2 separate regions of the Mus musculus genome follow, and region 1 is linked to region 2. The links are chromatin contacts, found by POLR2A ChIA-PET in ENCODE. All regions are on one chromosome and are shown on one strand. The core of a region is the stretch at or near the end of the contact, and the rest is flanking DNA. Distances in the headings are between cores, read along the strand shown.

Evidence for each region. ChIA-PET counts read pairs that join two places held with the same protein, here RNA polymerase II (POLR2A).
Region 1: POLR2A ChIA-PET joins it to region 2 with 37 read pairs in Patski. The contact joins the promoter of Ppp1r35 here to the promoter of Tsc22d4 in region 2. POLR2A ChIA-PET finds 5 or more read pairs at or near these places in 3 of 5 experiments (Patski and embryonic stem cell).

Annotation. Positions count from the first base shown.
Region 1 is chr5:137,777,644-137,780,960 of GRCm38, reverse strand. It overlaps Ppp1r35 (protein phosphatase 1, regulatory subunit 35), which reads right to left and starts at 2,057. Exons shown (of 4, transcript NM_027242.5): 1 at 1,740-2,057; 2 at 1,416-1,659; 3 at 1,199-1,335; 4 at 854-1,107. The coding sequence starts at 1,967. The coding sequence ends at 934.
Region 2 is chr5:137,744,543-137,748,006 of GRCm38, reverse strand. Tsc22d4 (TSC22 domain family, member 4) reads right to left here and starts at 2,038. Exons shown (of 5, transcript NM_023910.6): 1 at 1,593-2,038; 2 at 148-1,159. The coding sequence starts at 891.

The DNA.
Region 1 (3,317 bases), core at 808-3,307, 33 kb before region 2:
AATGAGATGCTTGGATGTTTTACAAAATGAAGGTCTTGATTAGTTTGTCAAGAGCAGCTGGAACCTTGAACAAACACTGAGCACTCTCCTGTTAGTCCCCAACAAGAATGGAAGCCAGCAGTCTCCTTTGAAGCAATCATTAAGTGTTAAAACCCACATTTGGGGTAAGTACTTTTTACTCAGAAGTATTTGAATAGCCAGGTATAGTGGTACATGCCTTTAGTCCCAGCACTCAGAAAGCAGAGACAGGCAAGTCTCCTGAGTTTAAGATCAGCTCGGACTACATAATGAGTTCCAAGACAACCAGAGCTATGTAGAGAGACAAATAATAGTTTGTACAACTAGAGCAGTATGTGTGCAGTGTTGTTTTGACACAGTTACTTGGTAACTTAGGTTGGCCTGGAATTCCTGATTCTGTCTCTACCTCAAGTGTTCATCACACCCAGCCAAAGTGGAATTTAAAACACTTTGACTACTGTTTGACTACACACTTGCACACTCAACTCTGGGGATTGAACCTAGGGCTTTGTACATGCTTTCCCCAGGTACTACCACTCATCTGAACCTACCCTGCCTGAAACCGTATCAAAATAATTTGTGTAACTCAGACTGTCCTTGGACATAGAATCCTTCTGCCTCAGCCTCCCAAGTGCTGGGACATTCTTGGAGCCTCGGTGTCAGGCTAAGGCTCAAGTTCTAATAACTAAAGCTGGGGATTTAAATGGAGAGGAAGGTCTGACCCCACACTTGGGACAGTGCTTTCCACTTGCCATGGGGGTCGGGGCAGGAAAAGGGTAGAAGACCCTGAAGCAGTTTAATCCTATCTAAACTCCCAAGAACAGTTCGGTAATTTAGGGGGGGAAACATTTTATTCTATTATAAAAAAAAAAAAAACTAACAAAATTACAGACTAGCATTCCAGAGTTATGAGGGCTACGCTTCCCAGCGCCTCAGCATCCGATGCATGAGAAAGGTATCTTCTGAAGGGCGGGGCCGGGCTTGAAGCCTTAGTGGGGGCAGCCCATCCACTGTCAAGTGCGGAGATTCGGACCACAGAGAATCTGGGTTGCACAGCATGGTCATGTCTGGGCCCGGCCCGAGCACCTCCTATGGGAAGGTGAAGCAGGTTACACTCGAGGTGGAGGAAGAGAGCCCAGGGGGTAGAGGGATGTCCAGGTCCCTGCATCCCTTCCTTCACCTTCAGGGGCGGGGCTCGGGGCTGCGGTGGCAGCATCGCCAGCTTCTCCCTCAGCGCCGCGTTCAGTACCTGCTCCTCGGGCACCTGCAGACTCACCAGGTCTCGGTAGAGTCGCTTAGAGCGCGGCACGTTCAACCCTGCGAGCGCAGGGAAGGCGGGACTGAGGATCGCCCTTCACCCAGACCACCGCGCCCGGCCGGCCGCCTGCCCCCCTCACCCTCCGCCACGGTCTCCTCCAGGGCACAGCGGGTCCGGAACGACTTTCTCAGCTGCTCCTCTACCGCCTTGGAGGCATCAAACTGGCCGCTGGCGACAGCGGCGCGCGCGTTCTGCAGCTCCAGACTCAAAGCCAGGCTGCTCTGCAGGGCCGGTGCCTCCAGCTCATGATCGTCGCCCGGTGCACCGGCCACCAGCAGCGGCTCGGACCGCACCGGGGAGGGCGGCGCCAGTTGAAAACGAACCTGGGAGTGGAGGGCGGAACCGTGAGCTGCAGATCCCGGGGCGCTCGGCGGGCGGGGGGCCGGGCCTTCACGCCGCTCACCTGCCGCCCCCTCCGGCTACCGCCCCGCCGCCCCTTCCGCTGACCCGGGCTGCTCTTCCGCGCCTTCGGACTTTCGGGCAGCGGGCTCGGGCTAAGGCTCAAGTCCAAGCCCGGCTCGGGCTCTGGGGCTCGGGGTTCCGGGGCTCGCGGCTCCGGGGGTGGCCCCGGGACCTCCAGGGCCTCTTCGCCTTCAATGGACTCTAACGCAGACGCCCCGAAGCCCATCATCTTGTTCTAAAGGCTCGGGGTTTCAGGACGCGGGGTCTCCTCTTTTCTCCCACCCTCCGGGGCTACCACTACCGGAAACCGTTAGCCCTTACCCACCGGAGTAAGACACGCCCGCCGCGCCACTCCATTGGCGCTCCTGGACGTCATTCCCACCGCTCCGCCCTCCAGCTTCCGGACGCACTTCCGCCCTCACACGCTAACTTCGCCTTTAAGGCGGGGCGTTAGAGCGACGGTGCCCTAGGTACTCTACGGATTCCTATCTAGACTACTTTTCCTTAGGGAACGGGGGTGTGGCGTCTTTGCCTGTCAGACTCTAATGCTCATTTGTTCTGGGATTAAAGCGTTAGTCCTCTTTCACTGTAACAATATCCTCGCTGCTCTCGCATCTAGAGGTCCCGAGTGGCGCCCCCACCCCCCTTCCTGAAGGTTTTGGTCATTTTTGAACGCCGATCAAATCTTCCCTGTACGTGGAAGCAGATTCGTTGCAAAATCCCTGGATTCTGATATTTGCATAAGGAAGTACTAAGGGAATTGACGGAATATTGCCTTAATTTTAAATCCATATCCTGGGGGTTGGTTCAGAGGGTAAAGGCGATTGCCATCAAGACTGACAATTCCAGGGTCACACGTGGTGGAAGGAGAGAACTGACTCCTTTCTGTTGTCCTCTGATGCACACTTAGACTAAGGAAAATCCACATCCTAGTCTCTCAGTCCACCAAACCACACCACCACATACACACAACACACAGAGACATTTTTAAAAAGCAATGACGGCTTAGGAGTTAGAAGCAGCTGGGCCGTGGTGGCACACGCCTTTAATCCCAGCACTTGGGAGGCAGAGGCAGGCGGATTTCTGAGTTCGAAGCCAGCCTGGTCTACGGAGTGAGTTCCAGGACAGTCAGGGCTACACAGAGAAACCCTGTCTTGAAAAGCAAAAACAAAGGAAAGGAACGAATAAGAAAGAATCTGAGTTTGGATCCCCTGCGTCTGCATCTGTGTAAAACCCAATAACCCCCGGGGCTCAATGGCCAGCCAACCTAGCCAAAACATGGAGCTCCAGGCTCACATCGAGTCCCTGCCTTAACAAATAAGGTGGGCAGTGATAGAGGAAGACACCTTGATGTTCATTTCTGGCCTCTACACACACACACATAAATGGGGAGACTGCACCTACACACACAGATGTGCAGCATTCATTTAGCACATACGCATTAAAAGAAAGCCGGCAGCTAATGCTGATGGTTGTGAAGGCAGGTGACCAGTACTCGGAGTCTGCATTTGGATAAGCCTGTAACTCCTGTGACTAAGAGGGTTTCTCCTTATAATGCAAAACACAGCTGGAACCTTAA
Region 2 (3,464 bases), core at 789-3,288:
AAGGGAGAGGGGACTTTATGCCTATCCAACAGACAGGTGATAAGGGGTGGGCCGGCAGGACGGAAACTGAGGGGAGGAGGCCCAGGATATAGGTCAGCCGCCTGAGTACAGTAGGTCCCGCCCCGCCCCCATGAACCCATCTCTTACCTTTCCTGTCTCCGCTGGAGCAACTAACTCCATCCTCAGCCGAACTGCTCCATCTCTTCTCCGTGACAGTGGAGGGGTTGCGGCTGCTGAACCCCCAGACTCCACTTCTACCCTCAGAGAGGGCAGGGTCTGAGCACTATCTCCAGTCCCAGGCCCTGGGGGGCGCTGCTGGGGTGGAGATGCTGACAGCGGGGGTGTCTCCACCTTAGCCTTGCCAGGTCCTGCCAGCTGGCCCAGCCCCCCTGTGAAGGAGCGGGCCTGTGGTCCAGGAGAAGTAGGGGGCGGGCGGAGCCAAGAGGTGGGGCCCTGAGACAGGCCTGGCTGCGGGATAGGGGTGCTTATGCCCAAACTAGCCAGCTCCAACCTAGAATCCAATGATCTGCCTCCGGTGCCTCCAGAGGCCCCTCGAATGCCCTCCAGAAGCCGACCGAAGCTTGGAGGCTCCAGATCTCTCTCGTAAACATCCACACACGTCCACCGACCTCGACGATAAGGCTCTCCCAAACCTTGGGGCAGCTTCACCACCCGGAAACGGGAGGCAGGGGCTCCAGGTGGCGGAGAGCCATTCCGGGGGGTGCCCCTGCCCCCTGGATCAGGGTTGGGGTCCCCATTGGGGAGGCGGGGCGGGGGCCCAGCGAGAGCCGGTGGGACAGGGGAATCCGAAGCCCCTGGGCTTCCTGGGCCCTCATAGTCCGTGGTGACGCTGGTGATCTGAAAACTACTTTTCTTCTTACCACCACTCATGGTCCCTGGGGCTCCGGACTGGGCTCGGGTGGGGGAGGGGCTGGGCTCCTGGAGAGGGGCTCAGGCACCTCTGGAACAAGGGGGCCACATGGCAGGGACATCGGGGCCCCTGGGGACGTCTGGGTCCGACATGGCAGGAGGGCCTTGTGGGAACTTGGGGGTGCCTGGTTAGTGACTGGAGTACAGAGGGGAGGTGGCAGGAGGGGGGGGCAGGGGCAGGTTTTTCCTGCTGCTGTCGCCGCTGAAACCCCAAAGCTGAGCTTGCAAACTGGAAAAAGAAAGAGACAGAAAGTGAGCGAGAGTGTGTGTACGTGAGCAAAAGAAAAAGCAGGGGCCAAACCACCTCCGGGGCTTCCTCTCGGGGGAGCCGACTGGAGGGAGGAAGAAGAAAGCCACTAGAGACCCAGAGACAAGTAGAAATGACAGACCGGAGCAGAGGGGACAGAATTCAGAACACCCACAACAGGAAGAAGCAGCTGGGACCCAAAGTTGGACATTTCATGCTTGAGATCCAAACTCGTCCCCAACACGTATCTCCATGGCCAGGGGCACAGGGGTGAATCGGCTCCTCCCCTGAAAGGGCCACCCTGAGGCCTCTGCCGGGCCTCAAGCCCACCCCACCCCCATTCCAGTTCCCCCATCGCTGGTTAGGCACTGCCCGCCAAGCCAAGCGCCCCGCCCAGCCCGGGAGAACTACCTACCTCTCGGGCCTCGGCCACCGAGCTGAGCTGGAGAGAAGACCTGGGGGACTAAGATCTCTCTCTCTCTCTCTCTCTCTTTTTTTTTTAAATCCTAAGGCGGCCTAGAGCAGGCCACGGCAGGCAGCAATCAAGGGCTACCCAGTGTTCTCTGGCGTCCGCATCTCACTCTGCGAGGCATCTCGGTGGAAAGTTTGCAGTTGAGACGAGAAGAAACCAGCGCTTCCACGGGGGAGCCCAGGCGCAGCCTCGGTTAACACTCCACGGGTCTTCCCTGTTGCTGTGGGAGGGGGCGGCTCAGCCCCCCGCTGGCTCCAGTCCCTTGAGTGGCTCTCTCTCAAGGCTCCTCCCACGTGGCCCCACTGGATGTATCTCTCAGCTCCTCAGCTCCGCTCCGTCTCGGTCTGGGTCTCTGGCTCTCTTTCTGGGCTGTTGACAACCCCCACACCAGGAAGTCCTGCCTTCTCGGGCCTGCTCACTGCTCCTCTCCTCCTCCTTCCCCTCTTCCTCCTCCCTCCTCCCTCCTCCCTCCTAAGGCTCCCTGCCAGCTGGCCCGGAGCCAGGCCTGCCACAGCCGCAGCCGCAGCCGCAGCCTACAGTTGCTGCTGTAGCTGCTGCTGTTGCTGCTGCAGCTTCTGCCGCTGCGGGTCCCAAACTGGTTGCTTTAACCCTACACCTGCCAGGTTCCAGGCAACTCTTCCTCGGAGGGAGGGGCATGAGGGCGGAGAAAAAGAGGAGGAGCCTGCGGGAGGCCAGGGATTCCCTTACTTGTAGGCTTTTGCAGGTTCTCCAAAAGAGTCTCAAGGAACGTGCCAGACATGTTCTGGGTACCTGACTGTCCATAAATACATAGTCAATGTGACCCACTGGCTGTGATTTGTCACAGCGTCTCTGGTTTTCACCGTAAATTCACGAGAAACTCCTTTCCCCACTCTGTTTTCAAAAGCGAGCGGCTATGAAAATTTTCAAACATGCCCTAAAGTAGAGGAACTAGGAGAATGAACGCCCATACACGCCATCATGGACTTGTAACAAGTATCAGCTGTACCCAAACGTGTTTTATTCCTCCAATATCTTTTCTCGGATTTTGCTGCAATATTTGAATTTTTTTTTTTTTTTTTTTTTTTTTTTTTTTTTTTTACTGTGAATGTATGTATGTGTAGATCTGGAGGTCAACTTGAAGGAGTCAGTTTTCTCTTCCACTATGTGGGTCCAAGGATGGAATAGTGCCAACCATCCGGTTTGGTGGTAAGGCCCTTTACCCACTGAGCCATCCTGTCTATCCTGCTCCTGCTCCAGTATATGAAATCAAATCTCTGATACGGTGTTTCCCTCTCTTAAAAAGGGAAAATTGGAGAAAGCAAACTATCCAAGAAGGCTGTTGGTGGTAGGGTAGACATGTGTGTGGCGTGTGTGTGCACATGAATGAGTAGTTGCACACACTTGTGTGTGTTTGTTAGCCACAGGACCACACTGGGTGTCCTACTCAGGGTCTCTCATTGAATGCATAGCTTGGTAGGCATCCAGCAAGCCCCAATAATTCTACATCTATTCTCCACAACACTGAGGTTATAGGCACACATGGTTATGCCTGGCTTCTCATGTGGCTACTGAAGATTTGAACTCAGGTCCTCATGCTTGAGTAGCAAGAACTTTTACCTGCTGAGCCACTCCTCAGCCCAGAACAGGCATTGCTACCTTCTCATCTTTGTCCCTCATATAAACACTTAGGTAGATGGGAAGATGAAGTTGCTCACTTCTGCTTCCCCAAGTGCTTGGACACACACCCATGTCCACACAACTACCCCGTGCGTATACCTGAGAACCAATCCCAGCTGGCTACAGACCAGCTCTTTCCCATCTCCAGCCCTCTCC